Linked DNA regions of Mus musculus: region 2 is linked to region 1. Evidence: chromatin contacts called from ENCODE Hi-C or POLR2A ChIA-PET data. All regions are on one chromosome and are shown on one strand. Each heading gives the region's core, a stretch centred on a gene start or an enhancer-like site at or near the end of the contact. The rest is flanking DNA. Distances are from core to core; before and after follow the strand shown. Region 1 holds the start of Hnrnpul1 (heterogeneous nuclear ribonucleoprotein U-like 1). Region 2 holds the start of Axl (AXL receptor tyrosine kinase).

Region 1 (5,282 bases), core at 549-3,048:
ACAGAGAGATGCAGGCCAGCCTGGGCTACATGAGACTGTCTTAATAAAGAAGAAAATAAACTAACATGCCCAGACTAGTACAAAAGATTCTCACATAGGCAAACATTCAGATTGTTGAGGAAAGATGGACCAGAACACCTCGAACCACAGATGGACAAAGATCCGAGTCTTCACTTTTTCCTAGTCTGTGACTACTACCATTTCAAGAACCCTATGCGGCGCCCGGTCGCCCCCCGGTGGTGGTTCCTGAGAACTGGGTACAGTTCAATCCGGGCCACAAAGTTTTTTTTTTTTTTTTTTCTTTCAAAAAACAAATCATTGTGGTCAGCTGGGAGGAGAGAGGAAGTCCGACGTGGGCGAGGGGCGGGGTGTCTGGACTGGAACCTCGGGCCCACGTGAGTGTCTGTCCCGCTGCTGAGTGGGTGCTGTGTGTCTAGGTTGCTGTGGTGTGAGCTTGTAGCGTGAACTGTCTTAGCTGAGCTTTGTCGCACGATGCTGCATGCTTGTGCCACACCTACACTGCCGTTTGAAGTCTTATCCTGAATTGATGCTTTTGGCCTGTCACGCCTATTCATTTATTGTGGGATGTTTGCGTGTGTCTAATAGAGAGTGTTTGTGGCTTTTGTTGGGAGTTAAGGCTATAGATGTCGGTGCACATTTGCGTTGTGCGTCTCGGTGTTATTTCACTAAGTTTTTGTCTTCTGAGCAAAGGGCGACAGGTGTATGGATTAACACAACCTGTCGTAATTACGGATTCTCGTGTGCGAATTGGTCAGAGTAGACACAGCAAGATTGAGGTTGAGCAACAACGGTTTAATGGATTCGAGATGGAAAGCCGCGAACTTCTGCAGCTATGCCCAGAGCGGGAAGGCTCTATGGTTGCGTGCAGAGTGGCTTGTCTAGCAACCATAGAGAAAGCGCCCTGGGAGGTTGTGCATCAAAGGGAGGGGTGCGATTTACCACACAACTTTTCTCCCGTTGTTAGCCTAGCCCCTGCTTTCAACCCTTCAGCGCTCTCCAGGACCAATTTTGTTGTTGTTGTTTCTCATAAAGGCAACTGGGTTTCTAACAAACGATGAGTAACAGATCCACTTGATTTTCATTCCGTATTATACCCTGCTGTACGGAGAACTTTGAGAGGCAAGCCTCTCAAGAATGGCCAATCTAGTTCGCTTTTTCTAAAGCGCTCAAGCTCTGGCAGTGGTGAAATATAACAGTAACTGCGATTGGCGAACAGGTTGTTTTGAAACCGCCCTAACGGCAAGGGGCGGGGCCTCGGTGAATTAATCTCCTTCCGGTTCCCGAAAGGCAACAGGAAAGACGAGGGTTGGCCGGCCTCTTCCCGCCGCATTTGATTGGTTGTGGTGGTTTTACCCGCTTGGCCTCCGCGAGGGGGCGTGAGATGAAGACCAGTTAGAATGTGTTTTACAGAGAGTCTGAGGGAAGCACGGCGCGGAGAGACTGGGCGGTTGTTCTGAGATCTGGCTGCTAATGGCTCCAAGTCGTTACTCCCTTTCCTTCATTTGACTGTACCGCAGCGGGCGCGCGAGCGCTACCCAATCAGCGCTTGCTCCGCCTCTCGCCTTTTCCCGCCCTCCACTCTGGCCGCGACTTCAACGTAGGCTAACGCTTCCTCTTAGGCAGCTCCTGAGCCCTCTAGTACCGTTCTTTTGAAAGCCACACTGTGATTGGCTTGGTTCCCGGGCCCGCGCCCGTTGCCCCATGCGCTGACCAATTGAGACTCGTTTTACATCGTACGGTCCGGGCAAGGGGGAGGAGGCGGCGGCGGCCATCTTGAGCCGCCGCCGCCATTGGAGTGGCCCCCCCTTTTCCCCCTTCGCCTCCTGACAGGCAAGGTTTAGGGGGGACAGAGCCCTGGGAGGCCGGGCCAGGCTCGGGGGCCGCCCCGGGGGCCCGGGCCATGGATGTGCGTCGCCTGAAGGTGAACGAACTTCGCGAGGAGCTGCAGCGCCGCGGCCTGGACACTCGCGGCCTGAAGGCCGAGCTTGCTGAGCGGCTGCTGGCGGCGCTAGAGGCCGAGGAGCCCGAAGACGAACGGGAGCTCGAGGCTGACGACGATCCGGGGTTACCTGGGCACAACAACGAGGAGGTCGAGACCGAGGGGGGCTCCGAGCTGGAGGGGACCGCGCAGCCACCGCCGCCCGGGCTGCAGCCGCACCCGGAGCCCGGCGGCTACTCGGGGCCGGACGGACATTGTGAGAGTGCGCGGGGCGGGGGACCGGGGAGCCTGGAGTCCGGGCCGAGGACGGGCTGTGGGACGCGGGAGCTCGACTCCACAGAGATCCAGGAGATGGTCTGAGGAGCCAGGGATCCTGCCACCTGCCGTTGTAAAGGATCTGCGGCCAGGGCCTCGGGGCAGCCTGAGGGCGGATCCTGGCCTTCGGTGCAAGGAAAACCGTGTGGAGGGGGATGGATTTTATTTTAAGGCGACCAGGGTCCTAGCGGGCGGGCGGGGAGGATTTTATATCCTGGGATTCGGAGACTGGAAACTGCTTTGGGGTTCTGTTTTGTGGCTTTGAGTTGGAAAAAGTCGGAAGAACTAGACGTTTTAGGGAAAGGGGTGTCGGGGGGCGGCGTCTTGGAAAATGAGAGATTCTAGCCGAGCGGTGAGCTGACAGCTTGGGGTAGCCATGCTAGTCCACCGTTTGGGCTGAGTCTCAAAAGCTGGATTTTCAGGTAGCGGAAGAATGGCCTAGGGTGCAGGTCAGGGAGAATTTTAAGGGTAGAAGATCTTTGATTTTCTTCACGGATGGGATAAGATCTGCTTAGTGCTGGGGGTGGACTGGCACTTTGGACCTACGGGTGTCCAAGGCTGGGAAGAGTCTCCCAAAACATGGACTGAACTCTCCAGTGTGTGCCAGGTGGCCTTTTAGGAGGTAATGAAAGACCAGCAGATTTGGAAACCCCTATCCCCAACTCCTACATTTCCTCGAGGTTACAGGGTCAACCTTGAGGGCAGGTACAACTTGTATGTTTGGTACTGGGAGGTCTAGGCTATCTAGTTGGCTTCCAGAGGAGATTTGGGATCTAAATGGTGACAAGAAAGGACAGAATCTTCTCATGGACAAAGAAACTAGAGGGCCTAGAATTGGAAGGACTCAGGTTAGTACTCTGTGGTTTCTGCTGAGTGGCCTTGCATTCTTAACTATGGGTAGTTTTTGAAACAGGAGTTGTGGGGAATGAGTTGGTAACTCTGGTGGGACCCTTGTGTGTGCCAGGGATCATGTGGCTAGTCTAGCAGGTGTGGGGGAGGGAAGTGTGGAGGGTATGAAAAAGAAAGAAAACCTGTTGCTTTGGCTGGGGGCCTCATGATGAAGCAGAGGGAGTATTCCTTTCCAAGAGAGGGCTCCTGAGTCCCCAGAAATAGTTACTTGTATGCTCAGGGAGATGGGGTGCTCAGGGAATATGGGGGAACTTGATCTGCCCAAAGTGTCTCTAGTTAGGATTGGCATCAAAGAGCAGTCCTTTGAGTAAAGGAGACCCTGGTATGAGAGGGAATTTGGAACCAGACACAGTGGTGTCCAAGACTTAGAGTGTTTTTCTGAGAAGGCACTGTGGAGTTTGGGACTAAACAGTAAAAAGAGAGAAAAAATGAGTCCTCAAAAGAGTCTTGGGATTGGCATTGCTACTCAATTGTTCATAAGAAGTTGGATCCTGTAGAGGGGCCACCCTAGATGTAGAGTGTTAGGGATTACCCTGTGCTGGCAAGTCTTCCATGGACAATTCCCTGCTAAGAAGGGAGGAGTGGCCTGTGAATGTATCCAGAGCTGAGAAACCCTGGCAAGAAAGGCTTGTGAAAGAGCCGAGAGGATGCTGCCCTTAACCTTGCTTCTAGCAAAAGGGTCCTGGGAAAGAGAGTTGGATGCTTCAGAACCAACTGTAGACTTCTTGAAATCAGCAGATCATTGCCCCTCTGAGCCTGGTCTCCTTGTAAAATGGGAATGGTAAGACTGTCCTCCTAGAGTTGATAGTCATGAGATCGTGTGTTTCAAGGGCTTCATACAAGGTTGCCTGTCTTTAGGGGAATGTTGTAGAGAGTAGAAAAGGACCCCAGCCAGCATCATATCCTCTCTAGGGCAGCCTATCCCCTAGTAGGTGAAAGAACATAGGTTTTCTGGGGAAGACATTGTCCTGAGACTGGAGGAGGAAGAATAGTGTGAAGAGGCCTTGTGTTGCAGTTAAGGAGATCCTCTGTCCCTTGACATCGTCATTCCACACACACACACACACACACACACACACACACACCCCAACACCAACAAAATCATCTAAGCGCCTCTTTCAGGTATCCTTCTCTAGTACTTCCTTCATTCTTGGTAAACAGATACTATATACAGCAAGCCACATGACTTCTTGCTTTCCTCCCTTTGGGCTGCACCTGGTTTGTGCCCAGATGTATTTGTCCTCTGAGAAAGAATCCAGTTAACAAGTGGCACAATAGTCTCTTTCCTTGTGGTTCTGCCTCGCTGCTTCTGGCACAGCTTCTAGCAGGGCTCTGGAGGTACCCATCAGCATGCTTACCCCAGGGGCAGAGCTACATACTCTCCGTCCTAAGTTCATAACGTTCTCTCTTTGTTTCCACTGTAATTCTGCTTCTAGGCTTTTCACATGAGACATTATTCTTCCCCAGGAATATTCTCTGATCTCATCACTGAGCCTTTGACTATGTATCCTTTGAGTTGAGGCTTATCTGCTCCTTACTGGATCTTTCTTATCTCTTGGTGCTTCACATAAAGTGTGATATATAATTTTACAGTGTAAGTGTCTGTCTTCCTAAACTGGATGCTTTAGTGGGGCAAGTTAATACTCACGTGCATCCCAAGGTCTGATGTGTATATGACATGCATTCCATAAGTAGTTACTATTGCTGTTAACCCTCTTCATCACTTCCTGATCTGATAGAACACTTTTCCTAACCAGTTCTAGCTCCAGCTATTTGGGGACCTATTCTTAGTAATCCTGGACACCATTATGATCCTGAGGTTTTGTATACTGCGTTGCCTGTGCTAGTGATGCATGCATGAGGCCCTAGACTTAATCTACATCAAAAAGCAGGGGCAGGCAGGAGTGTTTTAAGTCACAGACGAATGGGACTGTTCAGAGAGCTGGTTTTGAAGACTGGGCCCTGAAGTCAACTCTAAGCAATATACTTTAAAGTAGAGACTAGTGTTAACAGCTCAGTGACGTGCCTGGTACGTCCTTAGAGTAGCTTCCATTTCTTTAAGTTTAAGCTCCAGAGTAGAAGCTACTCTAAGGATGTA
Region 2 (5,379 bases), core at 1,238-3,737, 34 kb before region 1:
AACGTAAGGCAGACCAATACCTGAGTGCTGTTAGCAAAGAATCCTTCATCACGTGTCCCTTCACACACTTGCTTTAGCAGAACATCCTCTCTCCTGTGTGTGTCTCTCAGCGAAACATTCCTTCATGAGTCTACCTTAGCCTTTCACACCTATGTCTGCTTTAATGAAACGTCCCTTCATGTGTTTGCCCCAGCAAAATATCATCCAACCGACTTTCCAAAGAACCCTAAAGTTTCCACTTCACCCCAGAGATGCCTTTTTTTCTTCTTATCTACAGTATGGCAAGGCCTTTTCTAAGGGTTGCAGCAATATCTGCGATATCCCCCAGGCTGTCCTCCCAGCGTCCACCAGCAGAAAGGAGAGACAGGCAGGAAACAGAATTGTGCAATAACTCCATAATGACAATAAACGGGGCCTGCTGCCAATGAAAAGCACCGGGTAAGCTGGGTGTGGTGGTGCTTGCCTGTCACCCAGCACTCTCTGGAGGGCAAAGCACGTAGGACTGAGAGTTCAAGACCACCCTTGGTGATATAGTGAGACCATCTCAGAAAAAGGCGGTGCTGAGAGGGAGCCGTATATTGAAGGAGTAGAGCTAGGTTAGACAGGAGGGGGCTGGAAAGGATGCAAAAGAAAAGGGAGGAGAGGTGGGGCTGAGGGAGGTGTAGGAGCTTGGGACAAAGTGCCACAGAAAGCTGTTCCACAGCCTGTGAGGGAGCTGTTTCGGGTGAGAAAATGAAAACTGACCAGGGAGGTGAGGACACGCTCAGGTGGCAATGAGGGGTGCTTGTAAGAAGCCCGTGGCTTTATCCTAAAGGCTGAAGCAGAAGATGGGATACAGCTAGGTGGTATCGGAGAGGGAAGGAAGGGAGAAGGAAAGGATCAGATGGGATGTGGGATAAGAAACACCCTGTGGCTGCTAAAAGGGAAACGTGATGGAAGAAGCAATCGGGCCACTGAAGGAGCAAATTATAGCTGGGATCCAGGAGGGAAAGGGCAAGGCTAGACCAGGGTGAGACTCTAAAGAGGCAGCCACATAGGAGAGAGGTTTGTAAGGCTGAGCTCTCCCTGGGATTCCATGCAACCAATCCACACTGAGCGTTCAGGAGGACCCCAGGGCTCAGACTAGGTGGCAGGTTAGATGCCGGGGCTGCCACATCACTGAATCAAGATACAAACAGGATGGTGGTTATGGTTAGGACCGAGAGCGAGCAGCTGAGAGGCTTGGAGTTGATCATCAGAGAAGTGGGGAGTCTAGAGGACAGACATGGGGGGGAGGGCTGTCTCAGAAACATCCTCCTAGATCCCAACCAAGAGATGGATTGGAGGCAGGGGGATGGAAGGAGGAGTGGTGGATATGGAGAAGGGCAAAGGGAGAGAGAGAGAGAGAGATGCCAGGAGGTGACATGGGATTCTGTGGTGATCAAAAGCAGCTCAATGATTTGATCAAGAAGCAGCCTGACTAATGAAGAAGAGAACTGGGTACTAGGAGGCCATCTGAGCATGCCCTCTATGGCAAACACCTAGAGGCATAGAAGCAGACATGCAGCAGAGGCTTAATACTGGCTCCGGATCTGCCAGGGCTGGATACAAGAATCCTGAGGCAGAGGAACAACCAGCATGGGTAGCAAAAATCCCGGGCACCTCGTCATCTGGGCCACCCTGTGCAAGAAACTGCATGCACTTTGACCTAGATCATTCTCGCACTAGCCTGCTGCATTAGCAGGGGCTGTCCTCGTCCCCATCTTAAAGCTAGACACACTGAGGTACAGGAAGACAGGCATTTGCCCATTGCCCAAAGTCATGTGGCTGGGCTAGAGCTGGGGTTGTCACTTCAGTCTGCTGCCACCTCTGGATTCCTGTTTCTGTGTTCAAGTGGGCTTCGGTGGGTTTGAGTGTTGATGTGCCCTCAGTGAGTACCCTGATCCCCCATATGCCAGTCCCGCAGTGACCTTCCATTTGTAAGACTTCTCCCCAGGCAAGCTCCTGACCCGGCTCATCTGAGGGTATCTGTGGGCAGGCAGCATGCCATTGCATGTCTCTACCTGTCCCAGCTTCTGTGTCAATGCAGAGAGAGAGAGAGAGAGAGAGAGAGAGAGAGAGAGAGAGAGAGAGAGAGAGAGAGAGAGAGAGAGTCCTTGTTCAAGCTGCGAGTGTGAGGGGAATTGGAGGAGGCCTGGCAGGCTGGGCTGAGGGTGGGGGCCCAGAAAGGGGGGCTGGGGGGCGTCTTGGGCTGAGAGGAGTGGAAATTCTACAGGAATGTTTACCAGACCCTGAGAGTTCAGGGGGACACAGCGCCCATCCTCCTAACTCACCAGCCCAGGATCGGCCTCAGCCACCATGAGCCACCAAGGTCTCCTTCCTCCTCCCCAGCCTCTCTCCAAGGCGCCCAGGCTCCTTTAAGACAAGGCAGATCCCGTACTCTTCACTCCTAGTTAACCCCTCCAAGTCCCAGTGGCCCCAAGGCTGGGGCCCTAGTGGGCGGAGGCAGAGGGGGAGCCAGGGGCGGGGAAAGAAGTCTGGGAGTGAGAGAATGAGGCAGGGTAGCCGGGAAGGCGGCTAGCTGCGGAGGAGTTGAGCCAGCCGAGGGGCTCCCGCTGTGCCAGGCGGGCAGTGCCAAATCCCAGGAGCCCAGGGGTGGGGGGAGGGCCGGGGACAACCCGGCCCTGCCCCCTTTCCTAGCGAGGTGCCCATCAACTTCGGAAGAAAGTTTGGCATCAATCTGAGCTGTTGGTGTCTGGAGGATGGGCAGGGTCCCGCTGGCCTGGTGGTTGGCGCTGTGCTGCTGGGGGTGTGCAGCCCATAAGGGTGAGTGATGGGGTCTCACTGAGGCAGAGACGCCGGCTGATGCGATCCAGGGCAGGGGCAGTGAGGAGGTGGGGGCTGGCTGGCAGGTGTTATGGGTACTGGGCTGGCTTAGGGAGTTTCCTTGGGACGACAGAGTGCTGGCCTGGGCGCGCGCGGGGGGGGGGGCGGGGGGGGCGGCAGAAAGACACAGACTCAAAGAGCCTGGAGTTAGGGAAAGCAACTCAGAGAGGAATAGAAGGACAAGAAACAGTAACCGGGAGGACCAAAAGATGGACTGGGCAGAAAGACAGACAGGAGGAGTTGAGGGAGGGCTGGGGGGTTGAGGAATCTGTGTCCTGAGGAGAGGGACAGAGCTAGAGGGTCCAGATTACAGAAAGGGCTCTTTCCCCAACAAACACAGAGGAAGACTAGAGAAGGAGGGTTTGGGAGTCCTGGGCCCCCTTTGTCACTGCTGTCCCCCTCCACTTGTTCTTGCCCTGCTGGAGTGCTCTCTCTCTCTCTCTCTCTCTCTCTCTCTCTCTCTCTCCCCTCCCCTCCCCTCCCCTCCCCTCCCCTTTCCTTTCCTTCTCTGCTCCGTTTTCTTTTCCTCTATCTCCCAGTCCAGACTGTGAAGTCTCTAGAGACCAGAATGGCAAGGACCGGCCCTGCCAGGCAGTCCAGGGCGTGGGAGGCTGCCAGATCCCAGGCCTTCTTCCTAACAGACTGGACATGAGATGGAAGCCGGACCTCAATCCCCTGGGAAGACTCCTATCCTCTCCCATGCCTCCACCCCACCCCCCTCTGAGGTCACTCTACAACTATGTGGGGTCCTGGCAACCATGGGCAGATAGGGAAGGTGGACCAGAGGAGCAGCGAGCTGCGGGTTTCCTAACCATGCTCCTTACCATCTCCCTGACAGACACACAGACCGAGGCTGGCAGCCCGTTTGTGGGGAACCCAGGGAATATCACAGGTGCCAGAGGACTCACGGGGACACTTCGGTGTGAGCTCCAGGTTCAGGGGGAACCCCCTGAGGTGGTGTGGCTTCGAGATGGACAGATCCTAGAACTGGCTGATAACACCCAGACCCAGGTGCCTCTGGGCGAAGACTGGCAAGATGAATGGAAAGTTGTCAGTCAGCTCAGGTGTGGCACCTGTCACTGACCAGGGAGCTCCATACACACAGCCCTTCCGCACCAAGCCACTGGGCAGCCCCTCCACCTGGGTTGGGAATCTCCACCTGACCACTTACTGGGCACGTGGCTCTGAGCTTGTGATATGACCTCTGGGTTTCGTTTTCCTCTTCTGTAAAAATGAGTTAAAAATAGGACCTACTTCAGCCTCCTATAAGTTTCCTGTCCAGACCCCCTCCCTCTTTCAGTTCTGCTGACCACATCCCAGTGTCCAGCTCTGACCCCCAGCCTCTAAATCCCCCTCTTCCCTTCTAGAATCTCAGCCCTGCAACTTTCAGATGCAGGGGAGTACCAGTGTATGGTGCATCTAGAAGGACGGACCTTTGTGTCTCAGCCGGGCTTTGTAGGGCTGGAAGGTGAGTTCTCGGGTCAGAGCTTATGCGGGGATGACAGGTGAAGAACTCAGAGCTTTTCCCATTGGGACATAAAGTCCAGAGACTTAGGGAATCTTGGTAGTTGGGGAGGCATGGGAGGCCATACATTATGGGGGACAGGTCTATGTCCCAGAGGAGAGAGATTTGGGGAGCTTTTGGATGTCCTGGGGAATCAGATATGCTTGGAGTAGGACCTTCTAGTCTGGGAATCAGCTGCACACAAGTTAATTCTCCCATATTTCCAAGTACCTCACTCCTTCATTAGGAAAGGGATACGAGGAAAGCCAGGCATAGTGATGCACACATATAATTGCCACTTTCAAGAGACTGAGGCAGATGATCTGTAGTTTGAGGCTAGTCTGGGATACATAGAAAGACCCTCAAAAGGAGAAGACCCCGGCATGCTAACACACACCTTTAATCCCAGCACCAAGGAGACAGAGACAGGAGGATCTCTGTGAGTTCAAGGCCAGCCTGGTCTACATAGTGAGTTTCAGGACAGTCAAGGCTCTGTAGAGAGATTGTATCTCAGAGAGATGGGGGGGGGGGAGGGGAAGAGGGGGAGGAAGAGGAAGAGAAAAAGAAAAACAGACAAGGCGAGACTTTTACATGCCCTGGAAAATGTTCAAGGTGGTCAGGCATAGGCTAAACCAGATGTTGGAAGCATGGTCCTAGGCATAAAAGCATAAAGGATCAGATATCTGAAGGTGACGCACGTTTCCTAGGTGACCAGATATAAGGGACAAGTCAAAAACCCTGCAGGGTGGATGTAGTGTTTAGCACCTCCAACATCCTAATGATAATCTGGGGGCCCTGAGAGGGTCAGAGGGAACCAAGTTTCTGTCCTTGACTGCCCAGGTCTCCCGTACTTCCTGGAGGAGCCTGAGGACAAAGCTGTGCCTGCCAACACCCCTTTCAACCTAAGCTGCCAGGCCCAGGGACCCCCGGAACCCGTGACCCTACTCTGGCTTCAAGATGCTGTCCCCCTGGCCCCAGTCACAGGACACAGCTCCCAGCACAGTCTGCAA

Evidence for each region. A loop is a pair of places that touch in the nucleus more often than their neighbours do. ChIA-PET counts read pairs that join two places held with the same protein, here RNA polymerase II (POLR2A).
Region 2: a loop to region 1 is called in a map of mouse trophoblast stem cell, with 3 times the contacts of the local background. The contact joins the promoter of Axl here to the promoter of Hnrnpul1 in region 1. A Hi-C loop is called at or near these places in 6 of 37 maps with a recorded cell type or tissue (Patski, gastrocnemius, heart and 2 more). POLR2A ChIA-PET finds 5 or more read pairs at or near these places in 4 of 5 experiments (Patski and embryonic stem cell).

Annotation. Positions count from the first base shown.
Region 1 is chr7:25,751,275-25,756,556 of GRCm38, reverse strand. Hnrnpul1 (heterogeneous nuclear ribonucleoprotein U-like 1) reads left to right here and starts at 1,798. Exons shown (of 15, transcript NM_144922.3): 1 at 1,798-2,216. The coding sequence starts at 1,922. Axl (AXL receptor tyrosine kinase) reads left to right here. Exons shown (of 20, transcript NM_009465.4): 20 at 1-57.
Region 2 is chr7:25,785,841-25,791,219 of GRCm38, reverse strand. It overlaps Axl (AXL receptor tyrosine kinase), which reads left to right and starts at 2,487. Exons shown (of 20, transcript NM_009465.4): 1 at 2,487-2,805; 2 at 3,704-3,929; 3 at 4,233-4,333; 4 at 5,210-5,379. The coding sequence starts at 2,742.